Linked DNA regions of Homo sapiens: regions 1 and 3 are each linked to region 2. A link is an interaction called in ENCODE POLR2A ChIA-PET data of the cell type or tissue named here. Cell type or tissue: PC-9. All regions are shown on one strand.

Evidence for each region. Peaks named below come from ENCODE experiments on the same cell type or tissue, not always from the same donor. Only the 100,000 strongest peaks of a DNase experiment are listed, where the experiment ranks them.
Region 1: POLR2A ChIA-PET joins it to region 2 with 9 read pairs; 1 of 35 experiments calls an interaction of 5 or more read pairs at or near these places.
Region 3: POLR2A ChIA-PET joins it to region 2 with 5 read pairs; 2 of 35 experiments call an interaction of 5 or more read pairs at or near these places.

Annotation. Positions count from the first base shown.
Region 1 is chr1:209,691,900-209,694,399 of GRCh38, reverse strand. All of the region lies in intron 1 of HSD11B1-AS1 (HSD11B1 antisense RNA 1), which reads left to right. It also overlaps a transcript of HSD11B1 not described here. Among named protein-coding and RNA genes, the nearest start is that of HSD11B1, 12 kb to the left of the region's middle. In PC-9, CTCF peaks have their summits at 1,117 and 1,319 (motif pointing right); a DNase peak (open chromatin) is centred at 1,319.
Region 2 is chr1:209,894,566-209,897,065 of GRCh38, reverse strand. No RefSeq gene overlaps it. Among named protein-coding and RNA genes, the nearest start is that of SYT14, 42 kb to the left of the region's middle. RefSeq lists an enhancer at 472-1,671. In PC-9, no CTCF peak of the experiment used is centred here; DNase peaks (open chromatin) are centred at 555 and 1,185; H3K4me3 peaks cover 358 bases; H3K27ac peaks cover 2,500 bases.
Region 3 is chr1:209,648,055-209,650,554 of GRCh38, reverse strand. It overlaps LAMB3 (laminin subunit beta 3), which reads left to right. Exons shown (of 23, transcript NM_000228.3): 3 at 437-591. Among named protein-coding and RNA genes, the nearest start is that of LAMB3, 3.1 kb to the left of the region's middle. In PC-9, no CTCF peak of the experiment used is centred here; DNase peaks (open chromatin) are centred at 744 and 1,084; H3K4me3 peaks cover 2,136 bases; H3K27ac peaks cover 2,374 bases.

The sequences.
Region 1 (2,500 bases), 200 kb after region 2:
ACTCCTAGCCATTCACTGTCTGCCTTTCCCATTAGATAGTTCTGGGAAGGCAGAGACCATTTCCACCTTGCTTGCCCCTGCATCTCCAGAGTTAGTACGGTGCTTGGCACAGGGTAGGTGCTCAGTAAGCATTTTTTGAGTGTGTAATGGATGAACTGATTCTTATACATCCAGATACAGATGTCTGGTAGGTATTTGGAACTCAGAAGAAAGGTCCAGGTTAAAGATATAGAATTGGGAGAATTAAATCATGGAAGTTAATGTTGCAACCATAGGAGTAGATGAAGCCACCAGGGACAGAGTGAAGGCTAAGAGGGAAATCTTACACTCATGTTTGAGGGTTGGGCGGAAGGGGAGGGCCAGCAAAGGAGAACAACGGTGAGCTGGGAGCAGGAGGACAGAGAGCACAGAACCCAAGGGAACAGGTCTCAGTGAGATGGGAGAGGTCAAGGAAGGTGAGAAGTGCCAAGAATACAGGGGGTCTGGCATAAAGGAATCATTGGAGATCTTTGCCTGAGAGTTCCAGAGGAGCTAAAGTGGAAATGCTGTGAGTTGAAGAGTGAAGTACCTGAGGGAATGCAATGTTTACTGGTCCACAATTTTGAGGCACTTGAGAAGCATGGAGATCTGAAAGAGGGTTTTGATTTGGGGGATAGAAATGAGTTAAACTTTCATTCAAATGCTCAAATGCATTGAGCATTTGTGCCAGACAGTGTGCTGGGCTGAGCATCCTTTCTGTTTGTGGGAAAGATCCAGTAGAATCTAAAAACAAGATCACTGGAAGGATATGATTTATGGAGTCATACTCCAGATGATATGGCACATGGCTCTGGAAAAGGAGACCACTTCTTTTGAGAATCGAGGAAGTAGAGGACGGGTGGATATTGAATCCTTGCCTTCTGCTTCCAAATTCAGTGAGCTTTTTAGTCTAACTTGTTTCCTTCTTTGCATTTTTTGGAAAGCAGCTACATGCAGCTTCCCCATCTATTCATATCTCCTGGGGGAGGGCCAGGAAGAAGAAGGTGGGAACTTAAATTCTCAAATGTCTCCTCTTCCTCAGTATTGACCACAGCATATACCTTTCATTTTCATTTCTGCCTTGTCCTGCTCCCTCCTAATCTTTATATATTCACAAATTTAAGGCAAGAAAGTTTTCCCAGGCTTCACTTTGTATTTTATATCTGATGGGAGGATTCATGAAATTTGAGGGTTTGGCAACAGTCTCAAAAAACTGACCTAATAGGGAACTGAACGAGAATTTCTAGATTTAGGATGCTAAGAATTTTAACATGCTTCTGCCAGCAGAGGGAGCCCCAGGAGTGGGAGAGACAGCTCGGATGGCTACTTAATTTCTGGCAATGCCGTCAGCAGTCCAGAGGGATTTATGGGTTAACTGAAAATAAAAGAGAATGAAGGAGGGAGGGAGAGAGACTTAAATATACAGAAATAGTTACACACACATAAAATACATGTAAACTGATTCCCTTGCTCCTCCTAACACACACTCCTGATTTCCACTCTAGTCCAGTGATTCCCAAACCTCCATGAATCATCTGGGGGAACTAAGGGCAGATCCTTAGACCCCACCAAATCCTGTTGAGTCTGGCTTATTAAGGGTGGGACCTAGGAATCTGGATTTTTTGCAAAGTTCCTGACAAAGATTTTTCTGGCCAAACTTTAGTCAGGCTCCTGAACCTTCTAGGCCCATCTGGGCACTTCCTTGTAAAATCCAGTTTTACAAAGAATCCTGCTAAGTCAATTTAGCAAGAACCGAGCCCCCACCCCCCCCCCCGCCATTTTAATACCCGATTCCTTGATCTCTAATTGGTTTTTTCATTTGCCATCATCCCCCAGGGGGTGCCTGACCACCCTGGCCTGTCTTCAGAAATAATCCTGTTTCCTTTCAGCCAGAACCCTCCTTACCCCAACCTTGATGTTTCCTCTTAGAAATTTTCCATCCACCAGTCACCATCCTGCTCTTTGAGTGTAAATTATCACTCACTTCCCATGGTGTATTTGGAATTGAGTCCAGTTCTTTACTGAGATCTCTTTTCCTCCATTGCAATAGTCCCGATTAAAACCTGTTTTTACCACTTTAACTGCTCTCTAGCTCTGGTTTTCTTTGACAGTCCCCAGGTGATTCTAAAGTAACCTGTAGACATACCGGTCCGAACTTCTACTTTGGGTAATTAGGTAAATACTTTTAACTTTAGCTTGTTAGAGACTTAATGGCTCCAGACATCAACATGCTGACTGGTTGGTAGAATGTATTCCCTGGGAGACTGCTGTGTTATAACTGAGCCATTTCCTTTTTTTTTTTTTTTAAATAAACTAGTTTTTACATTTATTAATATAATACATGAGGAGGGCTTAAAAAGTCACCTAGTACAAAAGGTTTACAACTAGTGACAACAATCCTTGCTCTTTCCTTTCTCAGCCCTGGTCCCACTGACAGGCAAATCGCTTTTAAATCTTAATTTATTTTCCCCTGAAAACCAAC
Region 2 (2,500 bases):
AAGTCTGGCAAATTTACTTCTCCTTCTATCCTTGCCTCAGATTCACATCCTCCACGTCTTGTCACCTTCTCCCCAAAGCCTTCCCTGTCCTCTTTAGATTGTTAGAGAAGCACTGTCTCTATGTTCCCTCAGTACACCTAATATTGAACATACCTTTATTATAGCATTTCTTCTTCTGAAGTAATGATGCTTACATGGTTGTGTCCTCTTCTACACTGTATCTCAAGGTGGCATACATTAGGTACTTAATGAGTGTTTGCTGAATGTTTGTTGAATGAATTTATCTCCTTGTGTAATGCTAACCCTCATCAGCTTCCAATTATCCACGCTAATGGAAGGGAAGAGAGGTTTAGGATGATGTGAAATAATTGACAGTTCTAAAATCTGAGATCCCTGATTCAAAAGGCTTGTGTACTCAATAATGCAGTCACACACACACAAACAGCCATGCAGCTAGGAAGGTTTTAGAGGAAGAAGTCAACTGATTCAAATCCTCTCCAGGGTGGATTCGCAAGTCATGGGAAACAGTAAAACTGATGTGTTGGGTTTGCTCTGCCAGAATGCCTTTGCACCAGATACCCTGCATACCCTGTGGTCAAATGTCTTTTCCTGTCATAGCTACAAGCCAACAGCTCCATTGCATTAAAATTGCAGGTAGTTAGTTATATCCTATATGCTTTGACGTCAGTTTAATGCTAGGGCACGTAGAAATAAGGGTGAAGAGGGTAAGCTGGTCTTTGTCCTTGGGGAGGGCCTTGAGTACCATGCTCAATAATGTGAGTTTGAGGAGCCAGTGAAGGTATCCGAGTAAGAGAGCAATATTCATATAAGTGGTTATTGAAGATCCTTGGGTGGCAATGTGAAATGTGGATCTGAGGCAGGAGGAAGATCAGTTGGGAAGGGGTTCAGAGAACAAGTAAAGAAGAAAATCCTGAAATGGAAGTGAGACAGAGCAGGGACCCCTTTTAGGATCCTGCCTTCCCACCCCCAACCCAAGCATGGGAATAAAGGAAAATCTTGAGTTTCTTCAAGGGAAATTCCAGGCACCTAGCTAGCCTTGAGAAATAAATGAGTAATCTAATAGCTTAAAACAATAGCCAAGAAAGTTAGAGTCACAGGATGTTTGGTTCTCTAGAGAAACTAAAGATAACATCTTAACATACCTCGTCCCTGAGTTGTTTTTCAGAAACCTGGACCCGCCCCTACCTTCCCCCGCACCCCACCAAATGGAAAATACTGTCTGCTGGCATGTAGACCTCAAACGGGAGAACTGAGGACTGAACTCTATCATTCTTTGTTCTAAATTTCTTCCTGAGGGCCCTGGAGAAAGTCATGCCCACATGCTAGATCTTAACATTCTTTTCTTCCAACCCCAAATGTTTAGACAAAGCTTTGCTTCCTTAGTGAATTGCAAACCAGAGAGTCTTTGAATCCACCTGTGACCTGTAAAGCCCCAATTCGAGATATACCACCTTTTTAGGCCAAACCAATATATAACCTCCATGTATTGATTTACCATTTTGCTTGTGATTTCTGATTTCCTGAAATTTATCTCAGCCTTTGAAAAAACCTTGCTTGAGGCTGGGCACGGTGGCTCATACCTGTAATCCCAGCACTTCGGGAGGCCAAGGTGGGAGGGTCGCTTAAGCCCAGGAGTTCAAGACCAGCCTGAACAACATGGTGAAACCGGTTTCCATTTCTACTAAAAATACAAAATTAGTCGGGCGATAGTGGTGCATGCCTGTAATCCCAGCTACTCTGGAGGCTGAGGCAGGAGAATCGCTTGAGCCTGGGAGGTGGAGGTTGCAGTGAGCTGAGATCACACTACTGCACACGCTGAACGTGGATGACAGAGTGAGACCCTGTCTCAAAACAAACAAACAAACAAACAACAACAAAACAACAACAACAAAAAGCCTTGCTTGTAAGCCATCAAGTAGGTCAGGTCTGAAGTGTAAACTGCCAGATTCTCCTTGTTTGGGGCCCTGCAAATAAACATCCTCCTTTCTTTTGCTGCAAAACCTCAGGGTGGATGTTTAGCTTTACTGCACAGCATAAGCAAATCCATGTTTGGTTCAGTAAGAGAAGCGGGGAGCATCCTCCTTTGAGGCAGAAAGGGAAAAGTGAAGGATTAGTGATAAAGCACAGTGAGTCCAGGGAAGCTGACAGGCTTCATATGATGCGCGGTTAAGAGGGGAACGTTAAGGGAGGAACACATAAGGTTTCATCTTTCGGAGAGCACTTTGTTTTGAAACTGGCATTGTGGGGAATTTTAATGGTGAGCTGAAGTCAGCACGATTTGTGATTTTTATCCAGCAAGAACTGTGACCTTAACAATTCCATCTAGAGGCATCTGCTTTGAAAAAAAAATGGAAGAAGGGAAAGGGCATTGCTGTGGGACCAGAGGTGATTGCTGGCGGCTTCTCCGCTTACCTCATTAAAATGCCTCTTTGCTTCTCTTGATCTCTTTTCCCCTTTAAACCACTTTGCAAGAGCTGAG
Region 3 (2,500 bases), 250 kb after region 2:
GGGGCAGCTTTGAAGATAAAGGAGCAGAATAAATGCAGGCCTTTCTTAATGTTCTGCCAATGGCTCAGCAGTCAGCCCTCCTCTGGGCTGCTGACAGAGGCCACAATGCAGGTGGAAAGAGCTGCGGACCTTGTCATGATGGCCGAGTCTATGTCTCCAGTCTGGTTCTAAAAGCCATATTTTAGGGTCATCTATGGTTTTTGGTTGCCAGTGTTTCTCCTCTTCTCCTTTTCAAGTTTTGAGTTCTGGAATATGAAATCAACTTTCAAAATATAACAGTATCAATACTGCAATTATTACTGCCAGCAGCGAGTGGAAGCTTGAGTGAGGGAAAGGATATAATCTTGCTAATGTCAGCTTCCCTGAAAGATACTGGGGTGGCCAGTGAGGTCCCTTTTTTTCTGGACTGCTCCATCACACATCCCTGTGATTTCAGCCCTGCCTGGCCTCCTGCATGCCCAACAAGCCTGCTCCCGTGGGGCCTGCTATCCACCTGTTGGGGACCTGCTTGTTGGGAGGACCCGGTTTCTCCGAGCTTCATCTACCTGTGGACTGACCAAGCCTGAGACCTACTGCACCCAGTATGGCGAGGTAGGCCCTACTTCCCAGGACTGGAGGAAGGCGGGATGGGAGGGGTGTGTGAGCTGCCATTTGTCCACTGAATACTTAGAATGTACTTGGTGTAGGCCAAGCCCTGTGTACTACACGGACTGGGGAGTGCAGTAAAAGTATAAGGCCAGATCCTTGCCTCTAAGGAATTTACCTGTTGGTTGGGCAAGAGGAAATGTACTCAGAATTAACTAAATAGCTCATTTCTCTCTTATCTCTCTGAGATGACACGGAGTCTTTTCTCAGTCCTTGGGCATGGGCAGGATAGTCTTTCAAGTCTTGGGAATAGGCAAATAGGCCAAACACTGGCCGTTTATGTGTATGGAGCCTCATGTGTTATTTGGTGCTGGGATGTGTGGGCCGAACTGTGTTCTTGCCATGGCAGGAACTGAGCTGTGCCATGGTCAGTGAGATAGATGAGGAAGTGACTTGAGCTTATCCAGCAGGGTCAGAGGCTCAGATGTAAGTTGGATCAAATCCAGAAACACGATGCTTTGAGCTATGACTAACATTGCCTGTTAGTCATGGCTTTTACAAACTTTTCTTCTAATTTGTCTCTGGGTCTTTTTTTATAGGAACTTTGGTTTTCTTTTTGTTTGCCCTCAACAGGGGGGAATCTTTCTTTACCAAAGTTGAAATCACTCAGTGTTTTCTTGTCTACCAGCTGCCTCATTTAGCCATTTTGCTTGAACAAGGGAATGGATAAGGGAGTGATTTGTCCCGAGTTGCTGTAGCCTTTTGGGGAAAGAGACCGGGGTTATCTGTCCCCTTTCCAGGCTGCCCTTGTCTTCTGGGCTGTGGAAGGTGGTATCTGATATGGCCTCTGGGCCTCACTGCCCTTCTAGTCCCTGTGTTCTCTTGGCTATTTTAGCACAGATGGTATAGGGAAATGACTGGAGTTGCTGAGCAGAGATGGCTGTGGTTTTTGCATCTCACCCACTTGGATGTGGGGAAGCTCATTTGACAGGGTTGGGTAAGATGGCCAGCCCTAGCCAGGACTCCCTGTGGGTCTAGATTACTCCATGAGCATCAGGGGACCTGGCAGTATTGAGTATTGAATTTTTAAAAAAATAAAAATTAAAAAAATTTTTTTTTTTAGGCAACAGAGTGATTTTGGCTGTTCCCTCCACCCATAACCTCCAAATTATGAGCCCATATCTAAAAATTTCAGGGAGACCTCTGCCGATTTCCTTTCTCAGGCTGACTTGCATTTTGGGAGGGGAGGCAAGGAGAGGTCAGAGACCCCTATGTTGGGATGTACCCTTGATCCCAGTCCTGTCTGAAAAGTTTCTCCTCCTCCAGGCCTGGGGCTTTTGGCTTAACACTGGCCTGCCCTCTGCCTCTCTGATGCCCCAGGAAGCCAGCTGTCTTCTCTGCTCCTAAGTAGCCCCTTGAGAGCAAAACAGGGTGCTTATAAAACAGAGTCTAGACTTTTGCAACCCTGGGGATGGATAAATCTCAGCTATTTTTCTGCTGTGAAAGCTGAGAAGCACTGGCTGTTTCTTCTTTTTTTTCTAAGGGGGAATAAATTTATCTAGCCTTTTGGAAAGAATAGAGGATAGCAGGGAGTATCTTTCATGTAGTGTGTAGTTTCAGGTCTGCCACTGACTTGAGGTGTGACCTTGGGCAAGAGATTACCCCTGTGTAAGCCTCGCTGTCCTTTTCTGTAAGTGAGTATTAGATGAGATGGTCTTTAGGGTCCCTCCTTTTCCCTAACATTCTTTGGCAATGAGCCGACTGCTGACAATCAGCATCTCTCCCCCATCTTCCACCTCTCTGTCTTGTTTCATTTCTCTTTCCCTCACTACTACATGCCTACCCTTTGCAGAGGCCATGGGTTCCAGCAATGAAGATAGATACTAAAGGCATAGAGACTCCCTTTTTGTCCTCT